Linked DNA regions of Homo sapiens: region 1 is linked to region 2. The links are chromatin loops, found by intact Hi-C in ENCODE. Cell type or tissue: B cell. All regions are shown on one strand. Region 1 has its middle 130 kb from the start of LINC03069. Region 2 overlaps TCF4 (transcription factor 4).

Region 1 (4,000 bases), 910 kb after region 2:
ATTTACAATTGAGTCCTTCAGCCCGGCTGACCATAGGCAAGCAGAACTTCCAGGAGGGTGAAAATAGAGAGATGAAGACAACCTTCATGAGCTGTGCCGCTGCAATGACAGTAAGCAGCGGGGGCTCACTCCTGTAATCCTAGCATTTTGGGAGGCCAAAGCGGAGGCTCGCTTGAGGCCAGGAGTTTGAGGCCAGCCTGGGCAACATAGCGAGACCCCATCTCTGCAAAAATATAAATTTTAAAAAAAGAAATGACAGTCTACAATCAGTTCTACTGAGGTGTGAAATAGCCATGTTAGGGATTTGATAAGGGAGGAGGGCTTTGGGGCTTAAGAAAAAAAATACACACACACACACACACACACACACACAAACACACACACACATTCCTTTTTAAAGAGAGACAAGAGACAACTTGAGACTAACAAACATGCCCCAGTTTGCCCATCCTCAAACATTATTAGATGAGTCTGTCATGTTGACAAATAGCCCCCACTAACAACAGGCCCAGCAGACAGCAAACACAGCAGTGTGTTCGATTCCCACTCCTCTCAAACGCAAATTGTGGAACACAGGAGGCCTGTACAGTGCACACATGTGGTCTAAAAATACCACGCCTGCCTTGTCTTTGTAGGGATTGCTTCCCAGGCGACAGAGGCCCTGAGGCCTAGGACCTACCCAGGGGAGGGGCAGGGGCCTCCGCCTGCACCAGAGCTAATTACTGGAGGACCTGGGCAGGCAGCTGCCGGGCCCTGCTCCCCATTTGTGAGCACGTTGCAAGGCAGTAGTTCTAACTTTAGAACCGCACTCTAAACTTTGATCTCCCATTGCGGCCTGGCTTTAGGCAAAACATAAACTTGAGAGCTGCAACATATTTTTTAAATCTTATTCCCTGGTACTTTAAGAACAAGGACAGGAATTATTTTCAAATGAGAATCTTTGACTGCATAACACAGGCTTCCAAAATTAAGCAGAAACACATGGCAGCTCTTATTATTAAATTTCCCTTGGAAAACAATGCTTTAAATTATGGGGAGGGGGGATAGTTTGATAAAACTTTGAAATGTGAAGCTTAAAGTTTAAAATAAAAAATGACTGTAGTGTTTTGTTTTCTTTAAAGATTATTATGGAGTTTTTCTAGCTTTGCCATTATTAATCAATTTCTACCAATGGTTAAAATTGAATGCTTGGGGTTCGAAATATAAATGACTATTTTTCAAGCTGAAATCAGGTGCTAAGGGGCTTTTTGAAGTACAGAGAGAAATTTGGACTGCCCAATTGAAGCATCTCTCCATAAAACATATTTCTAAGAAAATAATGAAGGTGAAATTTAACTGTATCATAGTCTTTACCTGATTCTGTGTAGAATTCAGCAAGAAACAGAAACCTTCTAAAAAAGCGTGCTTGTGCCACAATTAGGGCCAGCCACTGGCATCTTCTATTATCAAAATAAATCAAAACACAGCTTTCCTCTTCTCCCTAAGCCATTCTCAGAAAGGATTTGGGCAAGAAGATGTTCTTAGAAACTGCACTACCATCTCAGACCTCCCAGGCACTATTTAATTCTCCCTTCCCTTCAAGGACTAAATCAATTACTACCTTCTCAATGAAGCCTTTCTGATCACCTCATTTAAAAGTTTCCCATGTCCCAATCAGCCCACATCCTTACTGTGCGTAGTGCCCATTTGGAACTTATTATTTCCTGTTGGATGTGGTTAGTGATCTTAGGAGTGTGTCTCTTCCCTTCGCAGCTACCTTATAAACTCCATGGTGATAAGAATCAGCGCTTTCTCTTTTTTGCATACCCCGTTGGGCCTAGCTCAGTGCCCTGAACCAGTGGCTGGGTTCCTGCACCGAAGACTGCAGGGGATACAAGCAGTGCTTAGTAATGACAAGAAGTTATCTTCTAGCATCACCCAGGGGATGCCCTGGGGAACAAACACAAAGGAAGAAAAGAAACCCCAAACTACTTCCACTCCCCTTCCCACTCATGGCCTCTAACAGTGCCTGGCTGTGCTAATGGAGGTGAGGCAGCCTGCTGGGCTCACAGCAAAGTGGTAAATTCTACTATCAAGGCTCAGCTTGATGCAGAAATGAAAGGAGAGGAGGAAGAAATTGTCCCCACTCTGATTTTGCAAATGACTTTATTTTTTGACTTCTGTCAGTTTTCATAACTCTGCTCCACCTTCATGCCCTGGCCTGATTTTAAGCTTCTCTGATTAAAGGGATGATTTCTGTGCAGTGCATTACTGGCTGCAATAATATCCATCCCCCACCCCCACCCCCTACACACACCCACCAGTTCTCATGCCATCTTTGCAAAATTTTTGAAGCAGTATTAATACCAGTTGTAGAAAAATAAGAACATCATTCACAAAACTTGGTTTATACAACTGAATTCCAGTTTGGAGAGACTTCCTTTCTCTTTATAGGAAACTTCCCTTCTTCTTTCAAACAGCCAAACCAATAAATCTCTACCCAATTTTGGGTAGAGATTTCATTGCCTGAATCATGAAGAGACATCACAGGTTCAGAGGAGAGAACTTTGCCCAGGTGAATGTGGAAAAAATAGATGCCATCTGTGATTTAAGGCCTTGTTATTCACAGTGTGGTCCACAGACCAGTGTCATCACCTGGGAGCTTGTTAGAAATGTAAGAATATCAGTTTCCTCTCCAGATCTACTGAATCAAAATCTTCATTTTAACAGGATCCCCAGAGATTTCTATACACATTAATATGGATTAGAATATCTCATAAAAACTGTCTCCCCATCAAAAAGCCTTCTCTCTCCAATTTGTCATTCCTGGCCTGAAATGCTCATTGTAGAGATGAACAAGATGAGGGTGAGCCATGCTTCTGTCACCTTTAAATTGGAAGTTCACCCAAGAGAAATGATATATTAAGGCAAATCAGATACTGGTACTGAGGTGCTCCTTTCTATGGGAATCTGTGTTTGAAAGTGGGAAAAAAATGAGCGAATGCTCTGGACCCTCTAGGACAATATGTGCATGAGATTTGCCCTGGTCATGAGGATGCTAAGGCCATGAGAAATCCTCTGTCTAGATCCAGATGTGGAAGACAGAATCTGCACAGTGGTGGCCGGGCATGGTGGCTCACATCTGTAATCCCAGCACTTTGGGAGGCAGAGGCAGGTGGATTACCTGAGGTCAGGAGTTCAAGACCAGCCTGGCCAACATGGTGAAACCCCATGTCCACTAAAAATACAAAAATTAGCCAGGTGTGGTGGCGGGTGCCTGGAGTCCCAGCTACTAAGGAGGCTGAGGCAGGAGAATCACTTGAACCTGGGAGGAGGAGGCCGCAATGAGCCAAGATCATGCCACTGCACTCCAGCCTGGGCAACAGTGTGAGACTCTGTCTCAAAAAAGAAAAAGAAAAAAAGATAAGAGAATCCCTATGATGGCGGACTTTCAACAGTTAGAAAATAACCTTCCCACATGGGTAACCACATCCAGGAGGGCCTGAGGGCCAGAGAATAGAATGAGGACACCAGTGACAGTGAAATGGGCCACAGGGAGGGAGAACAGAGCCAAGACCCGAGATACTGGCTGTGGTTCCATGCTGGGGTACCTGGGGACAGGTGCTTCTGTAAACAGAATTCATCCAAAAAGCCCGGAAACAAAAAAGTCCTCAGTCTTCATCCATCTGCGGGTATATAAGGGGTCAGAGTTACACTAGTGATGGTTTCTACTACCTCACTAAACCCTGCTGGTTCCGCCAAACCATCCCTATTGTGAGTTCCTTCTGCCATCTTGCATTTTTCTGGGAGACTCCAGGAGCTATCTCAAATCTATGAGGCATCAGACTGTTTCTTGCTCTGCTCTAGGGTGCAGTGCCCTGTCCATCCTCCCAAAGACAGATGCTCATGTCCTTGTGGCTCAACAGCAACCCCATAAGCTACTTCTAAGACCAAAGGTAAAGGTCCAATCCACCCACCCCTTTGTGTATTGTTATGTTAGAGAGATACCTTAGCTGAGCTG
Region 2 (4,000 bases):
GGGGGGACATGACAATGTTATATACGGTATATAGATATGTATAATACATACATAAACACACATATATAAGTGACATTTTTAACCCCAGACAGAAGATAATCCAACTGCCATTTGTATACGTATCTGTAATATATTAAATGATCATTTCTCTAGCCTTAGCACTGAATACAATTGACCTATATCCCCTAAACATGCACTACTGAGAGAAACTGGAGGGGAGTGGGAGGAACAGCCCAGAATTGAAAACACATTCCAAGGAAGACAAAGAGTAGGAAGATTGCTAACCATTATATTTATAGAAGAATGATGTTTTCCAGCCAAGCCTGCTCTTCAAGATCAACTTCAAGAGAATGGGCCCATAATAATAACCAAACTGCCAGATACGCAGGGCCACACTCCCCAGAGTCCAACCAGCCTGCAGCACTAGTTATTGTTCAAGGAAGGGGAAGGTTGGTAGATGAATGGTCCCATGCTGCAGTGTTTAAGAGAAGCCTCTCAATGACTGAATCTAGGAGCATGACTCAATCAAGAGAGGAAGGTGGGGAGCACAGGAAGGAAGAGGAGAGGCAGAGGGAAGGATGAGAGGGAGGAAAAAGAGAAAAAAGAAAGCAGACAAGGAGTAGCCAGAAGAATGACCTCATCCTATAAAAAGTATGCAAGAAAATAAAATGCATTACATATACTATGTTTACAGACCACAATTTTTAATCCTGAAACTTGCAAAAATTATCATCTGAATAGTGGTGAATGAGGCCTAAAAAACACAATATAGGGAATTTAATATTTGTTGGGTGCTTTCTGTGTAACATGTGCTGGATGCAAGAGAGTCAACAATGCACATTATTCTCAAGGAGGTAAGAGTTTAGATGACTAAATACCAGGAGTAACACAATGCTATCCACCAGTAAGGGATATAATGGGAACCCAGAGAAGCACCAAGAAAGAGCACCCAATACAACCTCATTGAAGACAAGGTGGTAACAGGAGAGACATGTATGTGAGATTTCATGCAAGATGACATTCTAACAGAGGTAATAAGGACTTAATATTTGTTAGAATGCAATTCTTAGTTATTTGACAATGTTAAATCAAAGTAAGTAAAGACTATTAAGTAAAAATTTATATCATTTATCCAAAACAAATTTTAAGGTAACTGGAACCTAAAATTGCAAAGGGGAAAAACTGAAAGAAAAGAAAAGAAAAAAAAAACGTAGATGACATTTCTGCCCTTCCACAGCTCTAAGTTCTTTGATCACTCCACGGTTGGTTTGGAAGTTTTTATGGCTTTTGCTTACAAATTAGAAAAATTTGCAATGTAAGACAAAAGAACTATAAAAATCTAAACTGCCTTCTCTGTACAACAAATACCAAACTGACTCCATCAAGTCATTTAATTTCAGAGATACACAGAAATCACTTATACAAACTAAATTATTATAAAGACTTTGATGGAGCCTTGTCAACAAAAATTGTTGCTATTTTTAAAAGACACACTCATTACACAGAGCCCTGGCCTTCACTACCAGGACCCAAGGATGCTCTCCACCCAGGCAATGGTAGAGAGGCTGACACTCTTCCTCTGTAACTGCCCTTGTATAGTTTAGTCCTGTGTCCTGGGAGTAAAGAGACCATCAGTGATTTGTTCCTTTAACATCTCATACTCTATAAACAGCAACTGCAAAAGCAAAACAAAACAAAAAATATTTTACTCAAACTACCATTCTCAATGTCTGCCAGTGAGCACAGCTTAATTTGGTTTGCAAGGAAACCAAAAATGCTTTTATAAAGTATTATGATGTAAATATACTCATTTTCCTTGGCAAAGCAAGTGAAAACTATCAACCAACCATAACAGGAATTTTTCTACTAGGGATTACCTACCACATCCATTACAGACAAATAATCATATTTCAAAATTTCAATGACTTATCTATCCCCTTTTAAGTTCTATTCCCAACTTAGTCCAACAAGAATACTTCTCAAATACAATCAAGGCAAGGGGAATATGAAAGCAATGAAAATATGGTTAATCGTGATATACAATCAACCACTTAAAAAACTCAAGAGTATTACACACATTGCATGTTATTTGAACTATCAGGACTATCTATTTACCAAAAACACACCCAAAACAAAACCTCACCTTTATTTCCAAATAAAAACAAATTAACGGCCATACTCAGTATTAAGCTACAACTTTATAATCATGGTAAATATCTGATCAGTTGTATAAAAATAAATTGAAACAAAACAAAAAACAAAAAAAACCCAACCTTGAAAAGTAAAAGAAAGAAAGAACCTCACACACCAGTCAGTTCCTATGTGAGCAGCCAGCAGAGGGCGCACATGCCCCAACAAGAGCCGGCTATGGCCAGGCACTCCCCAAACTTATTTAGTACTAAGTCTCACCAAATCTGTATGGGGGAGGAGGGGTACAGTCAGCCGATGAGTGGCATTGATAAAACTAACGTGCTCAATTTAGGATCAGTAAGAAACATACATAAGTACACTTTAGTATTAAATACTGACTTTAACAGATATTTCTTAGCTGCTCGATGGAAAGTTGTTCATTAAAAAGATTTGTACAGAAGTGAGCTTCTGTCAGTTTTCAAGGCCACAGTAGTTTTTATTGCCCTATCTGACCTGTATGAGGACTTATTTGTAATGCAAGGATTTATGGAATTAAATTAAATATTAAATTTCTAACATAATTAACACATATTTTTGTGAGTATATTGAATTACACTTAGCAAAGTCTCTTTTAGTGTATGTATATTTCTGTGTGTCTTATACAAATCTATTAATTAACTTTTGCAACCCTAAAGCAATCAAATATGTAGCATTTAAAGAATAAATTGAGATACATAAGTTCCTTATTTTCCCACTGGTTTGTGCTTGATTGATTACTTGTAAATTGTCTATTCTGTGTCTCTATATCACAATATTTGCTTTGGGGTTTACAGTAGGTTATACCAGAAGAGTACCTCACAGCTATGTATGTACACACACATATAGGTAGGGCACTGTTTATTCTTTTAAAGAAGTTTTCCTACAGATGCAAAAGTCACAAATTGTTCCTACTGTTTTCCAAGCTTGTTGAAACAATAGCACAAATTGAAAAAAAAATTAACTCATAAAAGCACCAAATTAAAATGAACAAAGACTACATTATTTACTTTTACAGATAAAAATTAAATAGTCCATAACACATCCAATCTCTAATTTCAAATAGGTTAGAATGAATGGAAGGTCTGCCCCTAAGTTTCAAGCTAGAAAGCCTGGTAGGATAATTAGCTGCCACTGTCCCTCCACCTAAATGATCATTTCACTTGATCTTAGCCAAAAGGCTAAGAAGCGATTCCTAAATGATCATTTCAACCTCACCTCTCTATTCACGAAACAAAAACAATAAAGCCAAGTAACATTTCCATCATAATATATATATTTTTTAGCATCCTTCATAAACTTGAGAGAACTTAATTTATAGAATCTAAAAACCAGGTGGTCTACGTTACATGTAGGTCACAATAAATAATATGCCTCCTTTGGCCAATATGGCTGCACCATTTTTGCCTAAGTTAAAATGACGATGTTTCATTATTCCTAAGCTCTCAGTTCTGAAATGTTTACACAATCTGTTAAGTCCAGGGAAATTTAAATGACTTTGACATGCAGCCTGCTAAGGCCAGTGACGGGGATAATGCCTCTTTACGTGGGTAAAATTTTGTGGCATATAGGTCACTCTCTTAAGGGGAATCAACTGTGTGTCTCTTCTTTGCACTTCTACCACAATCCTTCATCCTGCAGCCTGGAGCTGAGAGTGAAATGCAAGAAAGGAGCCGAGTGCTCAAAGCAAAAATCTGCTTCCAGGACAATCCATTATATCTGACAAGTTAAATGTTCCATGGTAGGCCATATGGCATCAGAGCAGGCCCGACGACGGAAGAGGGGAACTCAGCAAATGCATCACAATTAAGGAGTTTGGCTACAGACTTTACTT

What was found. Peaks named below come from ENCODE experiments on the same cell type or tissue, not always from the same donor. Only the 100,000 strongest peaks of a DNase experiment are listed, where the experiment ranks them.
Region 1: it touches region 2 in a loop (11-fold over the local background); 4 of 110 quality-filtered maps call a loop at or near these places.

The regions. Positions count from the first base shown.
Region 1 is chr18:56,321,931-56,325,930 of GRCh38, forward strand. No RefSeq gene overlaps it. Among named protein-coding and RNA genes, the nearest start is that of LINC03069, 130 kb to the left of the region's middle. In B cell, no CTCF peak of the experiment used is centred here; a DNase peak (open chromatin) is centred at 1,921.
Region 2 is chr18:55,413,129-55,417,128 of GRCh38, forward strand. The region is part of intron 5 of TCF4 (transcription factor 4); the gene reads right to left. Among named protein-coding and RNA genes, the nearest start is that of TCF4-AS1, 37 kb to the right of the region's middle. In B cell, CTCF peaks have their summits at 2,327 (motif pointing right) and 2,528; a DNase peak (open chromatin) is centred at 2,353.